Regions from separate parts of the Homo sapiens genome. Here region 1 is linked to region 2. The links are chromatin contacts, found by Hi-C or POLR2A ChIA-PET in ENCODE. All regions are on one chromosome and are shown on one strand. The core of a region is the stretch at or near the end of the contact, and the rest is flanking DNA. Distances in the headings are between cores, read along the strand shown.

Region 1 (6,305 bases), core at 3,791-6,290, 81 kb after region 2:
TGTCTCCCGGGAAGGGCGTCTCTTGGGAAAGCTGTCTCCTGGGAAGGCTGTCTCTGAGACTGGTCCACCTTCACCTTTGGGAATGATCTGCTTGAGGCCCATGGCAGTTTGGGTCCCTGCTGGGGCACACCCAGACGGTGCTCCTGGAAGCCTCCCGTGAAGGCGCCTGGAGTCCAGGGTGGTGGGGCTGCCGGCTGGCCTGTGCCACACGTTGGCAGGCTCTGCCTCTTCCATGTGCAACAGGCCTGGGCTCACATCAGAGAACTCAGGCCAAGAACTCGGGCTGGGGTAGGGAGCTGAACTAGCACCTACCGAGGTCAGAATGACACCGCGGAAGCTCTTGTCATTCTCCAGCTTCTCCAGGCTGATGACCAGCTCCGTCAGAAACTCCAGGCTCAGGCTGTTCACTGGGGGGTTCTTGAATTTCATCACAGCGACCCCTAATTTAAAGAATGAGAAGAGAAAGCTCACACCTGGCACTGGAAAAGCAGCCTGACCAGCCTGCACCCTCAACTAAGCCATGATAGCTGTGCATTTTGGGGGTTTTATTTATTAATTTATTTATTTAGAGACAGAGTCTCGCTCTGTCACCCAGGCTGGAGTGCAGTGGCGCGATCTCAGCTCACTGCAAGCTCTGCCTTCCGGGTTCACACCATTCTCCTGCCTCAGCCTCCTGAGTAGCTGGGACTACAGGTGCCCACCACCACGCCCGGATAATTTTTTTCTTTTAAGTAGAGACAGGGTTTCACCGTGTTAGCCAGGATGGGCTCGATCTCTTGACCTCGCGATCTGCCCACGTCGGCCTCCCAAAGTGCTGGGATTACAGGCGTGAGCCCCCGCGCCTGGTCCTATTTTTATTTACTTTTTTGAGACGGAGTTTTGCTCTTGTTGCCCAGGTTCAAGTGCAATGGAGCGATCTTGGCTCACCGCAACCTCTGCCTCTTGGGTTCAAGCGATTCGACTGCCTCAGCCTCCCGAGTAGCTAGGATTACAGGTGCGTGCCGCTACATCCAGCTAATTTTGTATTTTTAGTAGGGACGGGGTTTTCTCCATGCTGGTCAGGCTGGTCTTGAACTCCCAACCTCAGGTGATCCGCTCGCCTCGGCCTCCCAAAGTGCCAGGATTACAGGCGTAAGCCACAGCGCCCGGCCTGGGGGTTATTTTTTTATTATTATTATTTTTGAGACAGGGTCTCACTCTATCACCTAGGAGTGCAGGGGTGTGATCTCTGGTTACTGCAGCTTTGACCTCCTGGGCTCCAGCGATCCTCCCAACTCAGCCTGCTGAGTAGCTGGGATTATAGGCAAGCGCCACCACACCCAGTTAATCTTTTTTATTTTTTAGTACAGACGAGGTCTTATTTTGTTGCCCAGGCTGGTCTTGAACTCCTGAGCTTAAGTGGTCCTTCTGCCTCAGGCTCCCAAAGTGCTAGATTACAGGAGTGAGCCCTTGGTTTTTTACATTGAAGTAAGATCGATATAACATAAATTAACAATTTTATTTATTCTATATAAACTGCATGCTTTTTAAATCAACCATTCTCTCTTTCTCTCTCTATCATTTTTTTCTGAGACAGAGTCTCGCTCGTCGCCCAGGCTGGAGTGCAGTGGCGCGATCTCAGCTCACTACAACGTCCACCTCCCGGGTTCAAGCGATTCTCCTGCCTCAGCCTCCTGAGTAGCTGGGACTACAGGTATGCGCCACTATGCCCAGCTAATTTTTGTATTTTTAGTAGAGATGGGGTTTCACCATGTTGGTTGGCCAGGATGGTCTCGATCTCTTGACTTCGTGAACACCTCGCCTCGGCCTCCCAAAGTGCTGGGATTACAGGTGTGAGCCACCATGCCCGGCCAAATTAACCATTTTCTATCTTTATTTTTTTTTTGAGACAAGAGCCTCGCTCTGTTGCCCAGGCTGGAGTGCAGCAGCGCTATCTCGGCTCACTGCAACCTCTGCCTCCTGGGTTCAAGCCATTCTTCTGCCTCAGCCTCCTGAGAAGCTGGGATTACAGGACACACCACCATGCCTGGCTAATTTTTGCATTTTTAGTAGAGACGGGGTTTCACCAGGTTGGCCAGGCTGGTCATGAACTTCTGACCTCAGGTGATCCTCCTGCCTCGGCCTCCCAAAGTGATGTGATTATAGGTATGAGCCACTGTGCCCAGCCTAAATTAGCCATTTTTAAGTAAACAAGTCAGGCACTTACACAATTCAGTATACTGACTGTGTTGTGCAACTATCGCCGCTGCCTAGTTCCAGAACCTTTTCATTGTCCCAAAAGGAATCCCTGTCCCCATGAGCAGTTGCTCCTCATCCCACCCCTAGCCCCTGGAAGCCGCCAGTCTGCGTTCTGTGTCTGCGGTTTTCCTGCTCCAGCCATATTCCATATCACTGGGATACCGCCGGGCTTTGTTGTCGGCTTTGTCCACTTAGTATCATGTGTTCAAGGTTCATCCATGTGGTTGTCATTCCTATTTATTTATTTATTTATTTTATTTAATTAATTAATTTATTTTTGAGACAGATTCTTGCTCTGTTGCCCAGGCTGGAGTGCAGTGGCGCGATCTCGGCTTACTGCAAGCTCCACCTCCGGGGTTCACACCATTCTCCTGCCTCAGCCTCCCAAGTAGCTGGGACTACAGGTGCCCGCCACCACGCCCGGCTAATTTTTTTTTGTATTTTTTAGTAGAGATGGGGTTTCACCGTGTTAGCCAGAATGGTCTCAATCTCCTGACCTCGTGATCCGCGCACCCTGGCCTCCCAAAGTGCTGGGATTACAGGTGGGAGCCACCGGGCCCGGACTCAAAAACATGTTATCTTAAGGTATTGGAATGGGTAGTGTGGACTACACATTGTGAATATACTTACGGCCACGGGGTTGTACATTGCAAAATGGCTAGAATGGTAAATGTGAGGCATATTTTAAAGATTTTTATGTACACACACACACACATTACCTCCGGTAAAAAAGGAAAAGTGTTCGTACAATGACAATTTTTTTACTCGAGTGCCTCCCCACTTTACCATATAAAAAGACAACGTAAGCCGGGCGCGGTGGCTCACGCCTGTAATCCCAGCACTTTGGGAGGCCGAGGCGGGTGGATCACGAGGTCAGGAGATCAAGACCATCCTGGCTAACATGGTGAAACCCCGTCTCCACTAAAAATACCAAAAAAAAAAAATTAGCCGGGCGTGGTGGCGGGCGCCTGTAGTCCCAGCTACTTGGGCGGCTGAGGTAGAAGAATGGTGTGAACCCGGGAGGCGGAGCTTGCAGTGAGCGGAGATCGTGCCACTGCACTCCAGCCTGGCGACAGAGCAAGACTCCGTCTCAAAAAAAAAAAAAAAAAAAAAAAAAAAAAGACAAAGTAGAGTTTGGAGTCAGAAAGTCAGGCCTGACTGAGATTGCAGTGAGCCGGAACCGCGCCATTGCACGCCAGCCTGGGTGACAGAGGGAGCCTCTGTCTCAAAAAAAAAAAAATAATAATTTTTTTTTTTGCATTTTGTTGAGATATATTCAAATATGCTACAGAAATGATCCCTTCAGAAACTCAGTTTTTACAAAAATTAGTGGGCATAGTGGTGGGTCCCTGTAATCCCAGCTATTTGGGAGGCTGAGGAGGGAGAATCGCTTGAACCCAGGAGGCACAGGTTGCAGTGATCGGAGATTGCGCCACTGCACTCCAGTCTGGCGACTGGAGAGCAAGACTACATCTCCAAAAAAAAAAAAAAAAAAAAAAAAAGTCAGTTTGAAGTTGGTCTTAGTTTGTCCCTCTCAAGTTTGTAGAGAGAGCCCAGGCAGCTCCCTCAGCCCAGACAGAGAGGACGGAACCAAGTTCAGAGGCACCAGGAGCCTGGAGTCCTGAAGCTGTGCAAAGTTGGGCACAGCCCTGAGTCTGGGGGGTTGGGGAGGGCAGGGGCTGTGACTTACTTGCGGAGGGGGAGGGCCTCCTCTCAGGAGCCACAGCAGGGACTGCTGCACCGGGAGGTCCAGGTCAGCATGTCCTGGAAGCAGAACTGCTGGCGCCTAGGCGTGCCCTCTCGGTGCCCTCAGCTCGGCCTCCTGTCTGGAGGGAGCGCACAGGCTTCTCTTCCAAAAGTACTTTTTCTATCCTTTCCAGTGGGTTTTACCAAGGGTTCTGACGGGCGGGTAGGTACGAGGTTCTGTGCCACATGGGAGTGTTAACAAACGTAATTTTATTCCAAAAGATTCCAATTCTTTTCCACTTCCAATTGAATAACTTAGATAACAGCTCATATCCCCGCCAACTTTATTTTTATTTATTTATTTATTTTGAGACGGAATCTTGCTCTGTGGCCCAAGCTGGAGTGCAGTGGCACAATCTCGGCTCACTGCAGCCTCCACCTCCCAGATTCCAGCGATTCTTCTGCCTCAGCCTCCCAGGCATAGGCACGCACCACCACGCCCAGCTAATTTTTTTCTTTTGTATTTTTCAGTACAGATAGGGTTTCATCATGTTGGCCAGGCTGATCTCGAACTCCTGACCTCAGGTGATCCGCCCGCCTCTGCCTCTTAAAGTGCTAGGATTACAGGCGTGAGCCACCGCGCCCGGCCTCCGCCAACTTTAAAAACAGAAACTTTTATCTCATGACGAACGAACCCAGGTAGAGCGGCAAGGTTCTGTTTCGAAACTTGGGTTCTAAACACAAACCGAGCGTCGACAGACGTGGTTCTCCGACAGCACCCCGCGAGCGCGGACCCCCGCGGGTCCTGACCCCACGCCCGCCCTCCCTCGGCGCCGCCCGCTCACCTGCGCCCGCGTCCGGCTCCACCAGCACCCGCTGGCTCCCGAAGCGCCGCGCGCCGTCTCCGCCGCCGGCCGCCCGCTCCGTCCGCCCGAGGGCCGCGCCCGGGAGCCGGGCCCCTGCGAAGGCAGCGTGGGGGAGCCCGTTAGTTCCCGGTCCTGGCCCCGGCCCCGGCCCGATCCCTGCCCACCCCGGGTTTCGCACCCGCGCGGAGCAGAACGCGCGCCGGGACTCGCACAGAAGCCACCAGCGCCATCTTGACCGCAACGCGCGGGATAAAGGTCGCGGGCTGAGCTCGCCTCCTGGGGAGGGGGCGGAGCCCCCCCAACTAGGTCCCGCCCCGTTCCCAGAGGCTGGTCAACGCCTCCACCTACCGGCCGAAACAGCCGCTCGCCGCCCTCCGGCTTCACCCCGGGCAGCCGCGCGCTTCCGGGGCAGGCACCTGGATCTGGGCCAGGGCTGGCCTACAAGGAGGCGCAGGCCCACTGCTGAAGCAGCCACGACCAGCTCAGCGCCAGGGCAGGCTCTTCTACAGCGCGGGACACTGTAGGCAAGAGGCTGCCGGTGTTCGTGACCGCGAGCTCTCGGCCGGGCCCAGCTACTGCAGTATCGGCGCTGGAAAGGCGATCAAAGCACGGAACCCCTCCCGAGGGGGCCGTCAGGGAGGCCAGGGGCTGCCTGGGGTGAGCCCGGCCTCCTGCCCCTTTGGGAACAGGATCAGAGCTGCAGGTTTAGTCACCGAAATGGGGGTGGGGGCAGCAGAACCCAGCGGTAAGAACAGGCCACCCGCCTTGCTCAGCACAAGGGCAAGTGCACAAAGGCCGGACCGCAGTGGCACCTTTTTATTTGCAGAGAAATGCCGAAAGATAAGAATACAGTCTGTTCCCGCTGGGCCGTAAGCGGCAGCTCGGGAGTGGGCCTTTGTACTGTCTGGTGTGGGGTTTTGGTCAGACCACTGGGAGCACTGGGCAGTAAGGTCCCAGCTGTGTTGGGTGGTCTCAACTTTTGTTCTCATCTTAAGCATTTCCAATTCTTCCTTGTGTCCCAAACCAATTTTTGAGGTGGAAAAATGGCCACTTAACGGAGGAGGAAGCAAGCCTGGCATGGTGACACACACCTGTAACCCCAGTGACTCAGGACCAGCTGGGTAACATAGCAACAACTTGTTGCTACAAAAAATTCTTAAAAATTAGCTCCTGCTGCTGGGCGCGGTGGCTCATGCCTGTAATCCCAGCACTTTGGGGGCCAAGGTGGGCAAATCATGAGGTCAGGAGTTTGAGACCAGCCGGGCCAATATGATGAAACGCCGTCTCTACTAGAAATACAAAAAATTAGCTGGGCATGGTGGCAGGTGCCTGTAATTCCAGCTACTCAGGAGGCTGAGGCAGGAAAATCACTTGAACCCAGGAGGCAGAGGTTGTAGTGAGCCAATATTGCGCCACTGCACTCCAACCCAGGCAACAGAGACTGTCTCAAAAAAAAAATTAAAAAATTAAAAAAAAATTAGCCCCTGCTACTCTGGACACTGAAGAAGGAGTTGG
Region 2 (5,680 bases), core at 2,381-4,880:
TCCCAGGTAGCTGGGACCACAGGCACCACCACACCTGGCTAATTTTTTTTATGTTTGGTAGAGATGAGGTCTCACCATGTTGCCCAGGATGGTCTCAAATTCCTGGGCTCACGTGATCCTCCTGCCTTGGCCTCCCAAAGTGCTGGAATTACAGGCATGAGCCAGCAAGCCAAGCCCAATAAATCTTCACCTGCACAAGACCACTGGGCGGGATACACGACAGAAACCTGAAGCTTCCCTGCTGCTTCTCAGTCCTATCCCCTAAAAACCAGAGTGCTGCGCTTTGAACGCAAGCGCCGTGCTCAGGGAGACCATGCGGAAGTGGCAGTGCCTTCTTCCCGAGGTGCAGGGCCAGGGACCCTCATTCCGGGGTGGGGTTCTGGGGTGACTTTGTTCTCTCTCCTTTCTGGCACTCTGCCCTTTGTAGAAGCACACTGGCTGCTAATTAGCTTTTTAATTGCTCTGATAAACCTGGCCATGGGGTCATAGGGCCGCCAAGGACACCTGCTTACAGTAGCGCCTCTTTGCTGCTGGTGATCCCCTCAGGGGCTCTCCAGGGGCCCTCTTTTTTTTTCTAATCCTACCCCCCAAAAAACGGTGCCTTTTCATCTACCCTTAGAAGCCCCATGGCCCCTGTCACACGGCGGAAGGTACCCATGATGGGGCAGGGCACGGCTGCTATGCCTGGCCCCTCGGCGGCAGGGATGGGCAGAGCCAGGCAGCAGGGCGCCCACAGGTACCTCACCTGGCCCCTCATGACAGATGGGGAAACCGAGGCCCAGTCACACGGCAGCCTCTCGAGGCCTCAATCTCGAGCCCAGGGCTCATCGTGACATCTGAGCTGGGCTGGTCCTGAGTCCGGGAGGTGTCTCTCTCTGCCTCCCACGTGGACTGACCGGCCGGTAGCCCTGCCCTCTGGCCCTGGCCAAGCTGGGGTGACGTGTGGGCAGGAGGAGGGAGGGCACTTCAGCTCCTGCCCCAGAGGAGGCCACCAAAGCTGGGGCCACTTCCTGGTCCTGGCTGTGCCAGGGACACCAGGATGCGGTCCTGGCCCTTCTGTATCCCAGCCCACACCTCAACCTCAGCTTCCCCCTCTGTGAGTGGAGGCTGTCAGGGAACTCACCTGGCAGAGGTGCCTCAAGAGGCAAATAAAATGGCACCCCCAGCTGCTGCCAGGCGGCCTTCAGAGTGATGGCTGCGTGCTGGCCATGAGCCTCAGCTGGCTCAATTGGGGTGCTGGGGAGCTTGTAGAGGCCCTGAAAGAAGACCCTGCCTGGGGTAGGCAGGGCTGGGGCAGGGGCTACCGGGCTCAGCGCTGGGACTGTCCAGATGTAGACCGAGCCCAGCGTCCATGCTCCTGGCACTGGTTTGACCTTGAGAGGGAACCCAAGCTTCCCCCGTGCCATCCCTGCATGCTTTCCTGCCTGCCTGGCCCTGGGGAGGGCTGTGAGCTACAGGGGACCCACAGGGTCGGGTATCCAGCATGGGCCCCACCTCCCCCACATCTGCTGAGGGAGCCCCCACTGAGACGCCAGCCCTCTTGCCTTGCAGCTGACGGGACCAGCACCTACAAGCAGCACTGCAGGACACCCTCCTCCTCCAGCACCCTTGCCTACTCCCCGCGGGACGAGGAGGACAGCATGGTAGGTCCCTACCCCCAGGAGCCCGTGTGAGCCTCAGCCTCCCCCCATCCTCCCTCCTGGGGGAACCAGGTCCCAGGAGGAGTTGACAGTGAGCTGGTGAGGCACAGGAGAAGAAGAGCACCTGTGGATACCCTGAGGCCTCGGCAGACATGGCAAGTCTGTGAGAAAGGAGGCTCCTGTGGCTGGACTGTGGGTGGCAGGGGGCAGCCAGTGAGGGCAGCTGGGTCAGAGGGCCTGGCACCTGCAGGCCAGGATGAGGCATATTTGGCTCCATCTTAAGGGAGGTGGAAACCACAGAAAGTTCAGTCAGGAGGATAGCACAATAAAATACATGCTTTGAAAGCTTCCTTTGCTGCTGGGTAGGGAATGAGCGGGGTTGCTGGGTCCAGGCAGGGTTTGAGGAGGGGTCCTGATGAGGCGGGGGGAAAGGTGTGTGGACCTAAGCTGTGGGGACACCAGAGGCAATGGGGTGGGGGTTGCGGAACCTGCGCCAAGTGCTGGGGGAGCCGGAGAATTCCCTGTTGCTGGCTGTGTGAGGTGCAGAAAGGATCAGGGCAGTCGGGGGCTGGCTGCTGGTACCTGAGCCCTGTGGCCAGGGTCTCAGTGGCCGTTCCCTGCCATCCTGGTCAATGGCGCTCATTGCTGGGCTCTGGGCCTACCCAGGGGACAGAGGCCAACTCTACCCTGGGCATGAAGGACTGGCCCAGCAGGGGGTGGGGGTGTGTGGGGCCTCTCTGGCAGCTGCCTCTCTCCAGTGCTTGGACACCAGGTGTGGCGGCCCTGCTGGCCCTCTTGGGACCGAGGCCTTTTCTTTTTTCCTTTTTTCTTTTTTTTGAGACGGACTTTTGCTCTTGCTGCCCAGGCTGGAGTGCAATGGTGTGATCTCAGCTCACCACAACCTCCGCCTCCCGGGTTTAAGTGACTCTCCTGCCTCAGCCTCCCGAGTAGCTGGGATTACAGGCGTGCACCACCACTCCTGGCTAATTTTGAATTAGTAGAGATGGGGTTTCTCCATGTTGGTCAGGCTGGTCTCGAACTCCCGACCTCAGCTGATCTGCCCCCTCCTTGGCCTTCCAAAGTGCTGGGATTACAAGTGTGAGCCACCTTGCTCAGCCAGAAAAGAAGTTTTTAATTAATTGAACAAACACACCTGTGTGCCGGGCGCTGTGCTAGGCCGAGGGCGAGTTGGGTATGTCTGGGCCCCGTCCCCTGGGCCTCTGCCTGCCTCGGTCTCCACAACCCGAAGCCACGAGTCCTCCATGTCTGTGGTTCCCATAATCACCTGCTATCCCCATGGGTCACGGTGGCTTTCAAGAGAGGCGGGTACCTTCTCTGTTTGCTGATAGGCCCACACAGGGAGTCCCCCTCCTGCCCTTCCCCCGTCCCCCAGGCCTGCCTGCTGTCAGCCCCTACGCCCAAGAGGGTGGGAGACTCTGGGGTAGTATTGGGCAGGCCCGGGAGAGTGGTTCCCGTGCCAGCTCCTGCTCTGCTCTCGCCCCTGGGGCTCCCTCTGCTGCTGTGGGGCCTTGTGACTCACTTTCTCTGACTCCCTTCTGTTCCCCATGTGCTGCTTCCATGCAGACGGGCCCTTGGGACCCAAAGGGAGGTGGGTACATGGCACACAATGCCCCCCGCCGGCCTTGGGACTGGTTTGCCTCTGTGCTCTGTGGGTTTCATACCCAGGCTGCCGGGAAGGGGGCCAGAGGCTCGGCAGAGCAGCAGCTGGGCCCCTCTGCAGTCAAAGCACCAGGAGAGAAGCCTTGGGCAGTGTGGCTCTTGGAAACTTCTGGAGGTTTCCAGGCCAGAGGGGAGGAAGGGACAGTGTCTGCCCCTCCCCCAGGCTCCCTTGTCGGTGGCTCAGCCAGAGGCAGGCACCTGTGGCCCTCACTCCTGCCCTCGGGAAGCTCAGCCGAGGTTCTCTGGGGGCCTGGCCCTGCCTTCCCTCTGAGCCTCCCAGCTGGGCCTGGTGTCCCCCACCAGCAAGGCCAGACAAGCAGCCAGGCCCGGGGGGCACCTGGAGCCCAGCCGTCGCTCCCTGCCAGCATTCCTGGCCCTTCCATCCTGCGGTCACGGCCTCGGCTGTCCAGGATTGGCTGGTGGAGGTGCCCCCTCACGGCCCACATTCCCCCACGGGAAGCAGGAAGCAGCCCGGGTATATGGAATTGAATAGCAGGAAGTCTCTCCATTTACACAAAGAGAGGTGGCAGGCGTGAGCGGGCAGCCCAGCACCCCGGCCCAGGCCGCCCAGGCGGGCAGGCAGGGACCTGGGTTGCATCAGCTCCCCACGCCCACCCACGGCCCCCGTGGACGAGGAGAGTACCCGCAGGGACCGGGGTGGCCCCAGGGGTGCTGCTGCCCTCGCGCTTCCGCCGGGCTGGGTCCTGTCCTCCCCGAGGCTCTGACCCCGTGCGGAGCCCCCCGACAGGCGCCTCTCCCTCCACACAGCCCCCCATCAGCACTCCCCGCCGCTCCGACTCCGCCATCTCTGTCCGCTCCCTGCACTCAGAGTCCAGCATGTCTCTGCGCTCCACATTCTCACTGCCCGAGGAGGAGGAGGAGCCGGTAGGTGTGGGGGACTCGGCGCAGAGCGGCTTCCAGGGCTGTCACCGCAGCCGTGGCACGGAGGCACCTTCCCCTCCGCCATGCCCGCCCAGCTCACAGGGAGAGGGCGGCTGGGGCCTGACGGGAACTGCAGTGCTTGCTGGTCCGTGGTGGGGACTCGAGGGACCAGGCCGGGTCCCCTGGGCATGTTCCCCCACTCCCCCTTCTCAGGGCTGCCCGGGAACTGGCAGCGGGAAGCACAGGGCTCCAGCAGGGCCCTTTCTAGTCTCACCCCAGGAAGGAGGCGGGCGAGGGCGGCCAAGGCTGGGCGGCTGAACTCATCCTCCGGGGTTGGGCCCTGCCTCTGGGGCCACAGACCTCGCTCTCCCTCCTGGGCCCCGATCAAGCCCCCCAGCTCTAAGCAGGCCTCTCTCAGGACGTGACCCTGTCCTCAGAGGACAGCCAGGCCTGGAGCAAGAGCGCCTGGGTGCCTGGGTGGTGGCGGGGCTGAGGGTGGCCTCCCGCCATCGCCTGCCTTTCCCGCTTGGTTCCAGGAGCCACTGGTGTTTGCGGAGCAGCCCTCGGTGAAGCTGTGCTGTCAGCTCTGCTGCAGCGTCTTCAAAGACCCCGTGATCACCACGTGTGGGGTGAGCCCGCCGCCCTTCCCAGCCCCCCTGCTGCCAGAGGCCCCCACAGGACCCCAGGGCTCTCGGGGGCCGGGGCTGTGGCGCCCTGGCCTTGGTCAAGGCCTGTCCTGGCTGCACTGGGCTTGGGGTACAGCGAGGCCTGTGGCTGCCATGGCCATGGACTAGGGAAAAAGAGGACCCTGCGCCACCCTCAAGCCCGCCCTTTGCCTCCACAGCACACGTTCTGTAGGAGATGCGCCTTGAAGTCAGGTAGGTTTGTGCCCCGGCCCAGGCCTGACGCCGACCGTGCCCATGGCTGCCGAGCAGAGGCGGGCGGCTTCTCCCTTGTCCCCTGCACAGCGTCCGGCCCTGTTTGGCCTCTGCTGGGGTTGGGATGGGGCTGCAGCCGTCCTAGGGACGCTCAGGCTGAGGCTCGGGACCTCCATGAGCAGAGTGGGGACACCCCAAATTCCAGTGTGTCCAGACTCAGAGACCCCACAGTGGGTGTGGGCCGAGGCTCCCCATGCCAGGGTTGGCACCCTCTGGGGAGGCCTTTCTCACTGGCGAGGCTGTCGTCCTCCCGCACGGCGCCCGCTCCTGCCTGCCTCTCCGCACTCTGCCCTCTGCCCTCTTGGCCCCACCCCACACTTTTCCGGGCACAGCTGAGTGTCACAGGTGACACTCCCTCAGCACCTGCTGCTCCTTCTTGGTGGCCCACCTGTGCCCCCGTTCCCATGTTGCGTGCCTCAGAGGCGCAGATGGACAGATCTGGCCCCCATTAGAGGCTCATGCCCACCCGGGTGAGGGAGCGTGTGCCAGGCAGGCCGTGAGGGTCAGCACGCCCTCCTCTCCCAGAGAAGTGTCCCGTGG

What was found. Hi-C counts contacts between places; a loop is a spot of excess contacts on that map. ChIA-PET counts read pairs that join two places held with the same protein, here RNA polymerase II (POLR2A). Pooled maps may share reads with other maps.
Region 1: a loop to region 2 is called in a map of endothelial cell of umbilical vein, with 5 times the contacts of the local background. The contact joins the promoter of ECI1 here to the enhancer-like site in region 2. A Hi-C loop is called at or near these places in 3 of 168 maps with a recorded cell type or tissue (Right ventricle myocardium superior, adrenal gland and endothelial cell of umbilical vein) and 4 of 50 pooled maps. POLR2A ChIA-PET finds 5 or more read pairs at or near these places in 11 of 52 experiments (A673, H1, HCT116 and 7 more).

Annotation. Positions count from the first base shown.
Region 1 is chr16:2,246,547-2,252,851 of GRCh38, forward strand. It overlaps ECI1 (enoyl-CoA delta isomerase 1), which reads right to left and starts at 5,041. Exons shown (of 7, transcript NM_001919.4): 1 at 4,969-5,041; 2 at 4,770-4,883; 3 at 313-440. The coding sequence starts at 5,020. It overlaps LOC107984839 (a long non-coding RNA gene), which reads left to right and starts at 5,124. Exons shown (of 2, transcript XR_001752052.2): 1 at 5,124-5,447. RefSeq lists enhancers at 4,373-4,502, 5,433-5,492 and a silencer at 4,713-5,182.
Region 2 is chr16:2,166,526-2,172,205 of GRCh38, forward strand. TRAF7 (TNF receptor associated factor 7) reads left to right here. Exons shown (of 21, transcript NM_032271.3): 4 at 1,552-1,643; 5 at 4,089-4,205; 6 at 4,739-4,831; 7 at 5,047-5,080; 8 at 5,666-5,680. Among named protein-coding and RNA genes, the nearest start is that of TRAF7, 14 kb to the left of the region's middle. Within about 2 kb of position 3,631, at least 3 of the 41 ENCODE cell types and tissues checked have a DNase peak (open chromatin) inside an H3K27ac peak, as active enhancers do; they include endothelial cell of umbilical vein, where a contact is called at or near this core.